Regions from separate parts of the Mus musculus genome. Here region 1 is linked to region 2. Evidence: chromatin loops called from intact Hi-C (ENCODE). Cell type or tissue: gastrocnemius. All regions are shown on one strand. Links, peaks and the distances in the headings refer to the core of each region. The heading gives the core; the rest is flanking DNA. Region 1 overlaps 1700125H20Rik (RIKEN cDNA 1700125H20 gene). Region 2 holds the start of Znhit3 (zinc finger, HIT type 3).

The links. Peaks named below come from ENCODE experiments on the same cell type or tissue, not always from the same donor. Only the 100,000 strongest peaks of a DNase experiment are listed, where the experiment ranks them.
Region 1: it touches region 2 in a loop (5-fold over the local background); 17 of 42 quality-filtered maps call a loop at or near these places.

What each region holds. Positions count from the first base shown.
Region 1 is chr11:85,179,879-85,188,212 of GRCm38, forward strand. 1700125H20Rik (RIKEN cDNA 1700125H20 gene) reads left to right here. Exons shown (of 6, transcript NM_028589.1): 6 at 1,008-1,276. The coding sequence ends at 1,093. Among named protein-coding and RNA genes, the nearest start is that of 1700125H20Rik, 13 kb to the left of the region's middle. In gastrocnemius, for the core only: CTCF peaks have their summits at 3,320 (motif pointing left) and 4,452 (motif pointing right); DNase peaks (open chromatin) are centred at 3,267, 3,684, 4,425 and 6,318; H3K4me3 peaks cover 1,004 bases; H3K27ac peaks cover 523 bases.
Region 2 is chr11:84,916,306-84,924,639 of GRCm38, forward strand. Znhit3 (zinc finger, HIT type 3) reads right to left here and starts at 61. Exons shown (of 5, transcript NM_001005223.3): 1 at 1-61. The coding sequence starts at 36. In gastrocnemius, for the core only: a CTCF peak has its summit at 3,245 (motif pointing left); DNase peaks (open chromatin) are centred at 2,336 and 3,213; H3K4me3 peaks cover 1,069 bases; H3K27ac peaks cover 399 bases.

The DNA.
Region 1 (8,334 bases), core at 99-8,098, 260 kb after region 2:
CCTATGGAGGTCAGAAGAGGGCATCAAATCCCCTGGAGCTGCAGTTACAAGCAGTTATAGCCGCCATGTGGATGTTGGGAACCAAGCCCAGGCTGTCTGGAGAGCAGCTTGTGCTTTTAACCTCTGAAGCACACCTCCAGCCTCTAAACTTGCTTTTTTTTTTTTTTTTTTTAAAATGAATGGCATCAGGCCTTCCCGGGGCAATGTGCTCTCTTTGTAGAATCAAAGAATCCATATTCAAGTTTCAGTGGTAACTGCTGCATGGGATGCTCACACCAGGTGTCTCACCTGGTCACACCTCAGTTTGACAAACTTGCTGTCTTTTTAACCTGACCTGTTGGAGGAGTCTCTGTCTCTCTCAGTGTGTGTGTGTGTGTTTCTCGATGTTGGAGCTTGGAGATAGGGGCTGTGAACATAGCTCAGGTAGAATGCTTGTAGCATATGTGAAGACCTGGGTTCAATCCCCAGTAACACACACACACACACACACACACACACACACTTGCCTGGTGAAAATGTTAGAGGTTAGAGAAGATGTAGGATGCCCTCCCCGCATGTTACACAAGGAAGGCATATAACACCGGCAGGCCCGTCATTTGTAATCCACCAGTACAGAGTCTACGTTACAGTGACAGGTATGGTGTTTCTTTGGCACTGTATTCATAAATTGATTAAAACTTGGCAGTTTGCTTACAGACGTGTGTTTTCAAAGCACTTGGAATTGGTGGTGAGAACTGAGAGGGGCGCAGGGGAAGTGGAGCTGCAGCTCTAGCTTGTTATAAAGCTTCGGACATGCCACATGCTTGCCCTGTGCTTGGGTGAACATCCTCATCTGTACACAGAGGGTGATATCATCTCGTCACCTCACAGGGCTCAGTGAAAGAAAGAGCAAGGGACACAGACGGCAGGGAGACAAACTTTCCTTATTGCTCTCCCCTTTCTACCCTGCAGATGTTTCTTACAAGCTGCAATGTCATTGGGACCCTCTCTGCCTTTTATTCTTTCAGATTCTTTAAGGAAACTTCCTCAAAAACCAAAGCTGAAGAAAAAGAGGATTAAGGAAAGACTAGAATCTCCCAAGAGCTGCTCCTAAGAAGACCCACAGGGGTGGAGGGCAGCTCTCTCTGGCTCCCTTGGGCACTTGCATGTATACTCTGGAGGATGAAGGGGTTGAAGAGGGTAAAGAAGGTTTACTTCATCAAAAGGATACTCAATTTCTAAGTATAAATAAATGGGAAATAATAATAAATGGGAAATAATAATTCTTAAGACAGTGGTACTTTACTTGTCTGAACTTCATTCATCTTTCATTTGCTTAAAAACATTTGAAGCCAGACTTGGTGGTCCCTCTTTTAATCTCAGCAGAGGCAGTTGGGTTTCTGTGTGTCTTAAGTCCAGCCTGGTCTACACAAGAAGTTCCAGGCCAGCCAAAGCTATACAATAAGACCCTGTCTCAAAGGAAAAAATGTTTACAGCCACTTCCTAAGTGGCAGGTAGCACATTTTTTTGCAAAGTAAATAGTTGTGGTCACCTGTGTGGAGGATTATCAGAGTCCAATGGGGAAAAGAACGAAGGATTTTATCAATGTTAGCCACAGGAAAGCACAGGATGGGATAACTGATTGAACCGGGTCAGTCAGTGACAAGTCTAGCAGCCTCTGAATCATCTAGACTCCATCTTCTCTGTAGCGTGGGGCAGGCAGTGCCAAGGGAGGAGAGGTACAATGGAATGAACCGATGCTGCTCGGGTATTGGGGAGATTTCCAAATGACCGTGAGAGAGGCTAGAAATAGAATCCCAAAGAAGAAATACCAATAGTCTTAGCAGAATGGTGAGTTGGGTTAGTGATCAAAATTTGGCAGCTACTAATGCATTTAATTACCAACGAGGAGTTCCACTTGCACACATCATTTTAAAAATATTAGTTGCCAATATTATAACTGTCATTTCCCATTAAATGAAAAGTCAGACTTCTAGCCTCTCATACAGCTACCCACTTTTGAATTGCGTCCTATGTGGCAGGTGCTGGAGTGGAGGAGCAGTTGCATCAGCCTTTCTGATATGCTTCCTAGTTTACTATGGCTCCTCCCAACCCTGTGCCTTGAACAATGGACTTCACACATCTACAACTCCTGTGCAACTCTTGGGGCCGTTGTTATTTGATATCCCCAAAGTACACAGAAGCAACACAGGTATGCAACAAGAATGACAAACTTAGGTTCAAAAACACTTGGCTACATTCATTCATTCATTCATTCATTTTTTATTTGTTCATTTATTTATTGTGTGTGCCTTTGTGTCAGTGGATACTGTGAGGATCCACTGTGAGGACATTAGGGAATCAGTTCTTTCCTTCCACCACCAAATGGACCCAAGATGGAACCCAGACCGTCAGGCTGGAAGGCGAGCACCTTTACCCGCTAAGCCCTCTTGTCCTCTTTTGTTATACAGTGCTGGAAATCCAAACTAGGGCCTTGCACATTCCGGACAACATGAATCACACCTTCAGCAGTCAGTTGATGGGTTTGGATGATACCCATGAGAGGCAAGAAAGGAAAAGAGGAAACTAGAGACTTAAAAAAATGCACATTGCTTCCAGCTCCAGAAACCATTTACCTGGAGTCTCCAAGCAAGGAAGTGGGCTCGGTGATTTTCTCTCTAAGTGTGCGTGTGCGCGCGCGTGTGTGTGTGGTGTGGTGTGGTGTGTGTGTGTGTGTGTGTGAATATATGGAGCATGTGGGATTCTCTGGAACTGTAGTTCATAAGTGGTTTTGAGCCAACTGATGTGGGTGCTGGGAATACCCACATCTTCCTCTGGAAAGGCAAGAAGCACAGGCTATCGCTGATAGCCTTCTCTCTCCAGCCTCCAAGGCCCAGCGATTTTGTTTGTTTTATGAGACAGAGTTTATCTATGTATCTCTGGCTGTCCGAACACTCTGTAGACCACTCGAACTCACAGAGAGTTGTCTGCCTTTGCCCCTTCAAGGCATGCACCACTCACTTCAGTTTTCCTTTATATTTTTCCTCTTCCCCCCCCCCCCCCCCCCAACACAAGCGACAAGACATGAGGACCCTGCCCAAGGCAAATGGGAACCAGGTACTTCAGGGCCAGGGTAAATGTGTGTAGCAGGAAGGTCACGTGGTGCGGGAGCAGCTCGCTCTTTCCCTTTAACCCTTGCCTGGCTGGATCACAACAATTTTGACAAAGCAGGAGGACCACGGAGAGAGGGGCGGCCTACCGGAAACTGCGTGATACGGAGGGGCTCCCAGCAAAATAGGGTGCTGGTCATGGTCCGTGGGGCAGCACCGCCACCTACAGGAACTGTGGGGAGTACCGCTGCCTTCCAACCTGGCTCCCGCGCGCAAAACCCCGGGTAGAGGTGCTGGGGAGCTCTCCTTAAGGCAACAGCGGAGGCTGGGTTTGGTGTCCTCTTTCCTCAAACGCAGTACGATCTTAGAATTCTAAAACGGCAGATCACAGGTTTCTCTGCTTAAAACTCCAACGTTCCTCAATTCATCTGAAGTCAGGGTCAGCTCTGCCTTGGTGTGGTGCACACCTCTAATCTCAGCGATGGGGAGGGAAGGCAGGAGGACAGCTTGTGCGACATCATTTAGCCTGTCTCAAAATCAGCTAAACAATACAAAGAACGCCTAAGTTATCTGCTAGGTCCAGTCTGATCCACTCCCACAGCTCCTCCAACCCTTGCTTTCCCCGAGCCCGTCAGGCCTGGCGCCGTTTCAATTTTATATTCCTGTGACAAAACACATGAGAGAATAAGCTTACAAAGAGTTTCCTCTTTTTAAAATTTGTAAATTATATTTTCACATGGCCAGAAGATAACTAACTTGCTTATCGGTATATCCTAAGCAATTATAATAGTGAACAGCCCATATTAGTCATTTAGCATTCTGTTGAATTAACAAAAGAAAGAGCATAGCCAAACAGCACTTTTTTTTTTTTTAAAAGATTTATTTATTTATTGTATGTAAGTACACTGTAGCTGTCTTCAGACACTCCAGAAGAGGGAGTCAGATCTCATTACAGATGGTTGTTAGCCACCATGTGGTTGCTGGGATTTGAACTCCAGACCTTTGGAAGAGCAGTCGGGTGCTCTTACCCACTGAGCCATCTCACCAGCCCCAAACAGCACTTTTTCAACTACTGTCTAGAGGAGAAAAGACAGCCCCAAGAATAAAGGCAATGAATGTCTCCTGTACTGGAAGTCGGTGTAAGGATTCGGGCTGATGACCTACTGGCTGCAAATGACAGTACACAGTGACACTATGACTCCTGATCTTGGCCAGCCTGACATTTTTCATGACATGTAAACAACTGGGAGACTAATGTGTTCTTGATTGATAGGTTGATTGGTTACTTTAAGTAGTTTAGGCCTGATTCCAAGTCCAAGGTGTGTGTACCTTGTGCCTTCCATGACCAGAAGATGGCGCCAAATCCCCTAGAATAAGAACTAACTAGTTAAGGTGTGAGCAGCTATGTAGATAGATGCTGGGAACTGAACCCAGGTCTTAGCTGCCAAGCCACCGCTTCAGCCCTCCAATGCATTATTCCTAAAGTTAGTTGCACGTTCTCAGCTAAGGTGTGTCCAACCCAATGGATGACCTTGGAGTGGTAGTAAGGATGTCAGAGAGTAGCTAGGGAAGCGGTATGGAAGAGGAGTTAGCTGTTGACATAGTATGTTGCTCTATGCTTTTATGATAAAGCTAACCCCAAGGAGAAAACAAAAACAAAAAAGCCTCACCAGTGTCATGGCAGCAGGCCTCAAGAGGAGACCTTCCAGAGAAGAGGTCTTCTCTGAAGGGTTTTTGGGGTGTGTGTGTGGGGGGTGAGACTTGGTTTAATTGTGCAGACCAGCCTTTGACAGCCTAGTTCAGTTGGTCCTCCTCCTGCTTTAGCCTCCCAAGTAGATGGAACTGCAATAGTATGACCTTGAAATCCCGAAGTGGTCAAGATTGAACCTGAACTTCCGATCCTTCTGCCCCTATCTCCCTAGCTCTGGGCTTATAGGCGTCCCATTCATGCCTAGTTTAAGCAGTGCTAGAGATGAGACCCATGGCTTCATGAATGCTAGGTGTGCAGTATCACCAACTCAGCTGAATTTCCAGCTCCTCCCTAAAACAAAGTGGAAAAGGCTCCCAACCAGAACTGTGACGGCTCATTGCCCAGCCCACTCTGACCCCAGCCCGCATGGCTGCTCCAGTCTCTTTCTTGTGTCTACACTTGTAGTTCAGGAGAAGGGGGAGCACTCTGTGTTCTTCATCAGATTTCTGTGTCTCACTCGGAGCCTTAGTGTGTGTGCTTTTCAATTGGTTCAACACTTGTCCACGGGTGTGTCTGTATATGTAGGTGTGTGTACTTATAGACTGTAGCATTTAGGGCAAAGCCATCTTTTCTATGGCCAGTTTTAGACGTAGCTCTTCTATCACATTTCTGGCTTACTTGGGTCTGTTTCCTGAATTTTCTGTCCTATTTTGTGGATTAGTTCTGTATTTTGTGTCGAAATTTAATGAGAAAGAGTGAGCACAAACCCTAACAAATTGGAAGTAACGGATTTGGAAAGAAACTGTGTTTTGTTGTTATAGTTGCTTTACATTTATTTGCATGTGTAGCTCTGGCCTGGTCTGAAACTACGTAGACCAAACTGGCAGAGACAGCCAACCCCACCCCAGCCCTGCTCCTGTTTCTCCAGGACTTAGAGTGCACACCTGTCCCTGGCCCTCACGGCCATTCTTCCAAATGCAGCATCATGGCGGACTTAACTGCCAGGCAAGTGTTAAAAAGAAATGTTTTGTACTTTAGTGGCTGCATGCCCACACTTACAAGGGCATGCTTGTGGAGGTCAGAGGATGCCTTACAGGAGTTGCTTCTCTTTTTATGTGAGAACTGGAGGCTGTAGTCAGCCAGCAGGCTGCATGACAAGGGTCTGTACCCACTGAGCCATCTCTGCCAGCCCTGCCTAGAGAGACTGAAAGCATTAAAAAAACAAACAAAACACCTAAGTGTTAAAAAACAAAGTTCTAAATACACAGAAGATTTACCATACTATCTTCCTGCCTTCAATGTGTTGCATCTTGACCATTTTTACTGCAATTATGTCTCCATTTACTGTGCAGCTAATCTCCATAACTTCTTCATGGTGTAAAATGGAAACCATTAAGCAATCATTTCCCATTTTCCCTTCCCCACTGCTTCTGTGGTGAATGTAACACTAAAATTATATGGTCATTTTATTTGTCTTTGTTGTCATTTTGATTCAGTCTCATGTAGGCTAGACTGGCTTCCAACTTGGTATGCAGCCAAGGATCCTCATGTCTCCTGACTCTCGCTCAGCTGTTTGGCTTCTTAGTATATTGAAGTCCATGCATGTTAAAATAGTCATTATATGTATGTGTGTGTGTGTGTATACATAAAATATATATACATATATATAATGTATATGTATACACACACGTGTGTATGCATATATACATACATACACATATATACATACGTGTATCTATATAGATATATACATAAATCTTTTTAAAAAAAGATTTAATTATGTATATGAGCACACTGTCACTCTCTTCAGACACACCAGAAGAGGTCATCAGATCCTGTTACACCGGGCGGTGATGGCGCACGCCTTTAATCCTGGTCTACAGAGTTCCAGGACAGCCAGAGCTACACAGAGAAACCCTGTCTCGAAAAACCAAACCAAACCAAACCAAACCATTTAAAATATGGCCTCATTTTCTGTAATTCTTTTGATTGGTTGTTTCATGGTATAGTTCTCTTTAAAAGATCTACTTCACATGTGGAAAAGAGGGTTAAAATCCTTACAGTTACGGGGCAGTTGGAACTGAAACCCAGACATGGGGAGACTGGAGAATTCTGTCATCCTTTTAACTGACCTCCACCAAGTCTCTTAACCATCCACAGCTTTTTGTACTAGGAAAGCTACTGAAGAGAGATGGTCACTTTCCTCTAAAGCTGTCATTTCCAAGGGCTGCCGAGGGCAAGGTTAGAGATCTGTCTCCATGAGCCTCTGCAGCACAGCTTCCTTTTCTTTTTTTTTTTTTTTTTTTTTTGATTTATTTATTTATTTATTATATGTAAGTACACTGTAGCTGTCTTCAGACACTCCAGAAGAGGGAGTCAGATCTCGTGATCGGATGGTTGTGAGCCACCATGTGGTTGCTGGGATTTGAACTCCTGACCTTCGGAAGAGCAGTCGGGTGCTCTTACCCACTGAGCCATCTCACCAGCCCCCACAGCTTCCTTTTCTTGACCACACTTTTGTTCTAGCTTCACGTTTCTCTCACACAGTCTACAAACTAAAAGCCAAAATTCTAACCCAAAGCAATCACAATTCAATCGGAAGCATACACTACGAATGCAGGAACACTATTTATTAGGTCAATAATTCATTTAGCAATACAAGTACAGAATATATCACAATGCTGGTTACAAACATACTTAGTGTGGTTTAATAATTACAAATAACGGTGGGCACTACAAGTGAGAATGATATGAAAGGCCGTTCTGACTCAATGAGCTGTCTTCAGAATTTATTAATGACCAGAGATATTACTATAGAAATTACTGTGGCACTAGTAGTGGGGATTTTCCTGTAAAGAATGTTAGTGATTCATTTGTAATTATTCCATTAAGGGTTTTTCTTTTTATTTTGAGCCTATTAAACTAAAACCCGTTACTTAATAAGGTATAAAAATAGTACTGACCTGGTAATATTTAATAAAATGTAGCATTCACATAAAAGTAAAACTAAATTGAAAAGTTTTTAGTCACCATGGCAACATATTTTCCCATAAAAGGAATATACAGAAACAAGTGATGTTATACAAATGGTACCTGCGATTCAGTGATTCAACACTTTGTGCACCACAACCAAGTTTTCTAGATATCTATATATAGCATATATATTTAATCTTAAATTTTACTTCTGAAAAACATGTGCACTTCAACAAACTCATTAAGGCCACTCATGCTATAGATACCTAGAACTGCAATTAAAACAGTGCTATTTAATCAATCCTAAAGCACCCTCCTTCAATCACCATCAGGGGAAAAGCCAGTTTTCTGCCTAAAACATTCCTGAGATTTGGGACAAAAGAAATACTAGTGTTAAGATCTGTACACTAATCCAAATGTTCTACTTAAATCTTTTTTTTTTTAATTCCAGCTAATCTGAAGTCCTCTAAAGCCAAGAGGTGAAAAGTGTTAATTTTTAAAACAAAATAAAACTCTTAAAATTCAGTAATTATAAATAATTTCTTTCCAGTAGTAACTTTGCCATCCAGAAAAAGAAGATTG
Region 2 (8,334 bases), core at 163-8,162:
CACACAGACCGCAGTCCTACAATTCAGCGACGCCATGACTTCCCAGAAGACACCCGCGCTCACTCTTTTACCTAAACAAGGGCCAATCACAGCGCTCCGCACTCATTGGCAGTCAGAAGCAATGGATTGATCCTGTTCTCTATTCTAGGCCTCACCTGTAGAGTGTCGATACAGTAGATGTGCATTTAGAGCTGCTGCGTCAAGGATTTTTTTCCTCTGATTAGATCAGGCCACGGAACTCAGGATTTTTCTGCCTCTGCATCCCTGACACTGACATCACAAGTGTGCACCACCATGCCTAATCAAAGACATTAAAAAAAAAAAAAAACTGTATACGTGTGCGCCTGTGCCGGGGTAAATGATGTCCCTGCCCCAAGAGAGACCAGAAAAAGATATCAGATCCAATGGAGCTAGAGATAGGCGGGTTTGAACTTCCTACTGTGAATGTTAAGACTCAAACTCTGTAACAGCATCTAGCGGTCCTTACTGCTAAGCCACTTCTCCCAGCCCAAAAGACATTTGAGGCTGAGCTGCTGACAAATGCTTGTTGAACCCCGACTGTGAGTTCTACAATGTCCAGACACTGGGGATGATTGGAAGACGGTCTCTTCCCTAGGAGCACAAGGCTTGAAGTGAAAACAGAATGGGGAAAGGACTAAGGAAGAGACTGGAATTTTAGTGTCAAGCCGTGCATTTGCACGACTCTGAAAATGAGCCTGTAGGTTTTCTTGTGCTTCATGCCACTACAAGCCATGGTGGAGTTGACTGACTGCAGAGCAGATCAGTGGCTAGGCTAAAGGAATCCAGGCTAATGAGTCAGAATAGATGGGCTATGACTAACCTTGAAGGCTACTATAGACTTTAGTTATAGACAAAATCGTGGAGTCAGTTGTGTTAAGGTCTGAGACCCTGTTGCAGGGTGTGTCACCAGGCCCTACTTGGAATCCTGTTTTCTTTAAGAAACTTGCTCCTCTCTGAAGCTCTGAATTTGGTCTAACCTAAACTCCAGCTTCCAGGACCTTAAATCATGTTCCTCTCCCAAATGCCTCCTCCTCATCTATGTGGCCCATTCAGGCTCTAGGGTCCTTTGTTGATTTGTTTGTTTGTTTTTGTTTTTGTTTTTGTTTTTAAGACAGGGTTTCTTTGTGTAACCCTGGCTGTCCTGGAACTCATGCTGTATACCAGGCTGAGCTTGAACTCACAGAGCCGGCCTGCCTCTGTTTCCACCAGCCCTGCTCTAGGGTCCCTGTTAATAAGTGTGCGCATGAGCATCTGTGCCTGCTGAGATGGAGCTGCTGCAAACTAGGCAGTGCCTGGAGCCCTGACTCCCACTCTTTGAGTGTCTTAGAGGGCTTGGTTGCTACCTGAGCCCTTTTATCAATTAAAGTGGATGTCCAGACCTAAATTCTTGAGCTATTGAAAGACAAATGGAAATCATACATATATATTTTTTAACCTGTAGCTGGCAAAAGGGTTATTTCCATGATACTCGGAAGGAGTCTAATCTCCTGGATCTCTGCTACTGACAATTTGGTCTGACTCGGTAGAAAGGATGGGAAATGAGTAAGAGTCCTTCTTTAGTATCATGGGACCGCTGGAAGGCTCTCCAGGCCCAAAACACTGTCCTTCCGCTAAATCAGAAGGCCCCTTTGGCTCTCTCTTTGCTCCCGTCAGCCCGTCAAGAGCTTGCTTAGAATCCAATACAAATTCACACTGACCCAATAACCCTTTTCGTTCCTAGTCTTCAACAGAGATGTGACCTTTGGTTTCCAGAAGGTCCAAATTAAAATGGGACAACCAGAGAAGGCCAACAACTCATCCATGATCACATTTGAATCTGTGTCCTGTGTGGCAAGGGTATAAACTGTCACAGACCACCCGGATTTGTATTGTGTGTTTGTATGTAATGGCTGAAACCGAGAATCTCTCCTACACACACTTCCTGTGGTGGAGATGCTGCTCCCTCTATTCTGGAGGTCCCTAGCTTCAGGGATCACTGTCAGACTTTCTTCAATGTCCAGGACAGGAAAGGAAGTGTGAGGGGGACCAGGTGGGGGAATACCGAGGACACTGTGAATCCAGACTCGTTATCCAGTTGACCACACTTGAGGTTCCAATGGGAGCATCCTGGCTTTCTATGAACTCCAGTTAAACCCATCTTAGATGCCGCGTACTCCTCCGCAAGAGCCTGAAGAGCAGTGAAAATCCTTGGAAAGAAGCGAGACAGCAAAGAAAGGTTTCAGAACTCAGGTACCTAGCTACTGGCAGTCAGGCGCCTGTGAGCCTCCAGAGACTCTCGCAGTGTTGCATGCCAGCAACAGGCACCGCCAGAGGGCGCTGCAGGCCGCCGTTGGATCGGTGTAGCGACTACTCTTAGAGCCCAGCACACACCCCACTTTATGCTGTAGATTAAGCTGCTGGCAGCTTAGAAAAAAAAGCTAGAGTAGTAACTAAACCGTGAAGCGATGAAAAGAGAGTCTCCTGGGAAAAAGCAGGACAGTCGCCAACCTCGGGCTCTAAATGCTAAAGGCTCTCCAGGGCCAGCTCTCAGTGCCTCTTAGCTAGGAGCTCATGTAAACTCCAGGATAGTGGCAGTCCACCTGGAAGCTGACCACCTATGTTAGCCTAATGAGAATCTAGCTGTGCTCTGGGAACTTTGGGGTTACTAGCCTAGAGCAGAGTTTCTCAACCTGTGGACTCGTGACCCTTTCACAGGAGTTTCCTAAGACCATCAGAAAACAGAGATTGACCTTACAATTCATAACAAAATTACAGTTATGAAGTAGCAACTGAAATAATGTTATGGTTGGGGGTCAGCACAACATGAAGAACAGTATTAAAGGGTCCCAGACTTAGGAAGGTTGAGAACCACTGAATCAGAATATTTATCTGTTCTTGGGGTGGGAGGGACAGAGGAAAGGAATGTAGGTTCGTTGGCTAAACATGCAGGAAGTTTTGGGTTCAAGCCTCGGCAATGCAGAAGTCTAACATGGTGAGCATGGCTGTAATCCCAGAATGGGAGGTGGAGGGAGGAGGATGGAGAATTCAAGGCTCCATGGAAAGTTTGCCTGGGATACTGAAGACTCCATCTCAGGGTACACTCTCCTCACATGTAGCACCTATGCTCTTACTAGAGGCCTGGGGTTAATAAGGCTTGGAGACCTGTGGGATGGCTCAGCGGTTAAGAGCATTGGCACATGGTGGCTCATGACCATCTATAAAGAGACCTGGCGCCCTCTTCTGGCCTTCAGGTGTATATGCAGACAGTCCTCATTTACATAAATAAATTAACTTTAAAAAATATATAGGACTGTGCTTTGCCCCATTCCAGGTCCATTCTGCTACTCTAAAATATCCATCCCGTGCAAGCACTGAATGACACTGGAAAACAGGTACCATTGGGCCCCGGGAGACTATTTCCACGATCTCACCTGTTCACATTCATTTCCATCCCACACGGGAAAGCGTAGGCTCCAGAAATGGCTCAGCAGGTACAGGTGCCAAGCCTGAAGATCCCTCCCGGTAAGAGAGAACTGACTCTGGTCAGTTACTATCCCCTGACTCCTCCATGTGTGCCTCCCCTCCACACACAATAATCAAACAGACAACTGTGAGCTTGCTGAGGGGAGTCTCGAACTTCTGATCCTCCTGCCCCAACATCCTGAATGCTGGGATCACAGGCACATACTACCACATCAAGGTTGTGTATTGCAAGCAGCCCCAACGTTCCTGAAAATTCACAGCAAAAGGGATGGACCATTGTACTCTGAGAAATTTCCAGAGTAGGTTTAGGCCGGTCCTGTCTGCCCTTGCTTAAAGCTCCGGGATTCTGTTTGGCAACTTTTTACAGAACCTAATTCACTGACTCATCCATGGGACTGGAAACTACCATGGGAATGGGTCAGAGGGAACCTGGTAAAATTCAGGTTGCAATCACAAGGGCGGGTGGAAACACAGTGTACAAACTCTAATCGTCAAGCAACCATCATTTCCTTTTCCGTTCCTCTGCAAAGTAGTTGATAGATTGAGGGTTTCTCTGCAGCGGCCACTAGGAGCATTTAATTTGCTGTCCAAACTAGGTCTCTTGTTTTTGGAGGGCTAAGAACCAAACTCCAGCTGTGTTAGTGCTCGGCTGATACGCTGACCCTGTGATAAAGCTATCAGACATGCTGGCCAGTCCTCTGACCTCCTCCTCCTGAGCACCCAGCTTCCCAGTCAAACACTCCTGCTTGTGCCTGGCTCTTCCTTTCCTACCCTCCGTTCATCTTCCTGGAATTCTCTATTTCCTCATTGGGGCAGTACATTTCTGACCCTCCCGTAACTCCCAGTAAATGTTTCCCTTCTTCGGAGAAATGTTTCCTGTCAGGCAACAGTAAGCACACATATTCTTTATTCCACATGCTTGCTAATCCACATTGCTCTGAATTTTATAGTAATTTGCATCTGCCCCCTACTAGCTAAACCCGGTCCCTTTATACACCCAATGTCCCTGGTATTCATCTCAGCTGAGATTTGTAAGCAAGGGCTTTGATACTTTTTTAGGGAAGACAGCTTTTATTCCTGTTAACTCTGGATTTGTTTGTTTGTTTGTTTGTTTGTTTGTTCTTCCTTACAGTCTTGCTATATGCTCTTGAACTCATGGTCTTCTGTGTCCTGGGAATTTCAGCCCAGCCAGAATTACAGAGAGAGCCTGTCTCCAACAAAACCCTGTCTCCAAGTGCTGAGATGAAGTATATGCCACCACATCCAGCTTTGAAATGAATGCTAATACCGCTTAACCCATTTATAGTTCATTTGGTAACAGTGCGATTTTGCAAGTACTCTATGGGCTGAGGTAGTTTACAAAAATAGCCATGAATTTCTGTGGAAATGAGACAGCTCATAAAAATGAGCAGGATTTCGTGGAAACAGACAGCTTTCCGCTGGATCCCAGCAGTGATTGCTCATAGATGGGAGTGAGCATCAAGCTGTAGGAAGCTCAATGACTTAAGAAATATAGTGAGGTCCGGCAGTGGTGGCACACGCCTTTAATCTCAGCACTTGGGAGGCAGAAGCAGGCGGATTTCTGAGTTCGAGGCCAGCCTGGTCTACAGAGTGAGTTCCAGGACAGCCAGGGCTATACAGAGAAACCCTGTCTTGAAAAATCAAAAAAAAAAAAAAGAAAGAAAGAAAAAGAAAGAGAGAGAGAGAGAGAGAGAGAGAGAGAGAGAGAGAGAGAGAGAGAAGGAAAGGAAAAGAAAAGAAAAGAAAAGAAAAGAAAAGAAAAGAAAAGAAAAGAAAAGAAGGAAATGTAGTGAGTGGGGCTGGAGATGTGGCCTAGTGGTTAAGAGCATTGGCTGCTCTTGCAGAGGACCTGAGTTCAGTTCCCAGCACCCACACGGCAGCTCACAATCATCTGTAACTCCAGTTCCAAAAAATCTGATATCCTCTTCTGACTTCCCTGAGCATCAGGCATGTGCATACATACATGCATGTAATAGCCATGCAAGCAAAACACTCATACACATAAAAAATAAATAAACAAAACCCTTTTGAAGTAAAAATATATGTAGTGAGGGGAAACCCTACCTTGAAGCCCTTTCCACTGGGTCTCAGGTCGTTTGTCTCGCTTTCCCTCGGTGCACCTGCAGTTTTACCAGGTGTAATGTCTCATGCCTTTAATTCAAGTACTGAGGATACAGCGTCTGTGCAAATACTGCTGTTTGTCCACTGTCACCAACTCTGCCTGCGGCAGAATCTCTCACTAAACCTGGCCACCAAGCCCCAGGGGTCCTCCTGCCCTCACCTCCAGCATTCCGATCACAGGCACGTGCCACCATGCCTCCCCACCCTTACTCCTCCAAACCCATGAGCAGACATATTGATCCCAATGACATTCTCTATAAAATGACCTGGGGCCTTGGTGACAAAAGCCAAAAAATTCTGGTACTCAGGAGTTTGAGACAAGAAGACATGAATTTGAGGTCAGCTCAGAGTACAGGGTTCTAGGTAATGCTTGGCTGAACATTGTCCAGTAAAAAACCAGCATGACAAAAGCCTAGACAGAACAACTATGATTCTCACTAACTTGGTACCTTTCTAACTTTCTCCCCTGGTAAGGGGTTGTCATGCACGTGAAAGATTGCACTCTGACCATTCAATGAGCGGCTGAATTCTGGAACTTTGGCAGTTTTTACAAAGTAGTAGGTAGGGCTGAATCCCCGTGCCAGGCTGCTACTGGATTGGCATGGGATGTCCGTATGCCCTCCCGTGCACATCTGACATGCTGTGCTGTTTCTGGACCAAAATGTTCCCATTATCTCTTCTAAGAGTGCCCCAGGAATGTCAGTGGGATCAGAGGTCAGCTTAGCTGCCTCATGGGTCTGCTCCACACGCTTGCTCATCTCACGGGTCACCATGACAGCCCAGATGAGTCCTTGTCAGTGTGTGCACAAGACTCCAGCAGGAATGGAGTCCCTCAAATGCTGCTCCAAAGTCGAGTCCACCTGGCCCACTGGGACCACGCCTTACATTTTATGTCAACGCTAGGGACTTGTATGGAGTCTATACAGAAAGAAAATTCAGTGCAAACAACTGAACGCCTTTTGTTACCGACGTTATTTATCAGTTCTGAATGCAATTAAATGTTCATCCCCAGCTACAATGGCAGACAGACACTACAATTACAGATACAATGTCATTCCAATGAAATGAAGTGCATTTGATGTGGAAGTCACCTTAGGCTAACGATGCCTTGTGCTGACAGGTAAATGTCAAATGTGTAAGGCTTATAATCGTCCTGAAAACTGCTTATATGTTAAAGGGAGGAAAAGTGACTTTCACCCAGCTCTCCTGCTCTTGTGTTAATTCAGTGTGGCTTCTTTTCTGCTACCAGTGCTGTTGCATACAGGTATCTATGCTAGGAGTGGTGGCACACATCTTTAATCCCAGCATGCAGGAGGCAGAGGCAGGTGATCTCTGTAAGATTCAGATCAGCCTGGTCACATAACAAGTTCCAGGACAGCCAGGACTACACAGAGAAACCCTTTCTCAACCTACCACTCCTGTCCCCCAAAAAGAGGAGGCATCTACAGGACTGAAAAGTTTATGGTTCAGGGGATACCAGTAGATGGTTAGTCTCCAGCTAGTGGGAACACAGCAAGGCTCAGGCTGGGTCAGCTAACCTGCTGTAGACTGTTAGGAACCTCTGAGCTGCTGAGCATCCCAGAACCTGCCACTCTCTTATTGCCTGCTTCCTTTGTCCCACAAGATCAGCAAGTTCAGGAAAAGACTTGAGGGAGGCCTTTGCAAGGACGGTTTGTTTGCAGGGTATAGACGGGCTGACACAGGCAGTTTGTGCCTTCATTCTCATTTACAAAGAGTTTTAGGCTCCAGTGGCGATCATTTTCTGGAAAGAAAACAAGACTTATCTATTGCCTAGTGGTTTTAAATGTTTTGTTTTTAGATATCATCAAGAAAGATGGCAAGGGGCTGGAGAGATGGCTCAGTGCTTAAGAAGAACACTTGTCCTCTTGCAGAGGACTTGAGTTCAGTTCCCAGCACTTACATGGTGGCTCACAATCATCTGTAACCCTAGGGACACTAGAGGATCCACCCCCCTCTTCTGTCCTCAGAGAATACCAAGGACTCAGATTGTACACATATACACATGCAGGCAAAACACTCAGACACATAAAAATAAATAAACTACATTTATAAAAAGAAAAAAGGAAGACTTAATAAGCTAAACACGGTGATACACACTTGTAATCTCAACACTCAGGAGGCTGAGGCAGGAGGATCACTAATTAGAGGTGAGACTTTGTCTTGAAAAGAAGAAGAGATGCAAAATGGCTCAGCCGGTGAAGGCGATTGCCACAAGCTTGACCACCTGACTTCTATCCCTGACACCCACATGATAGAAGGAGAACACTGACCCCAGGAGGGTACGCTTTACCTTCCACATGTGGGTCATGACAAGTAGACAAACTCACACACACACAAACACACACACACAGATAGAGAGAGATACACATACAGAGAGACACACACAGAGATAAACACACACAGACACATGGACACACAGAGACATACACAAACACACAGATACACACTCACACATGCACTCACACACACAGATACACACACACAGACAGAGACACATGGACACACAGAGACATACACATACACACAGAGACACATACACACACACATACACTCACACAAACACACTCTCTCTCTCTCTCTCTCTCTCTCTCTCTCACATACACACACACACAAACACAGATAGAGAGAGAAATACACATACAGAGAGACACACAGAGATACACACACACAGACACATGGACACACAGA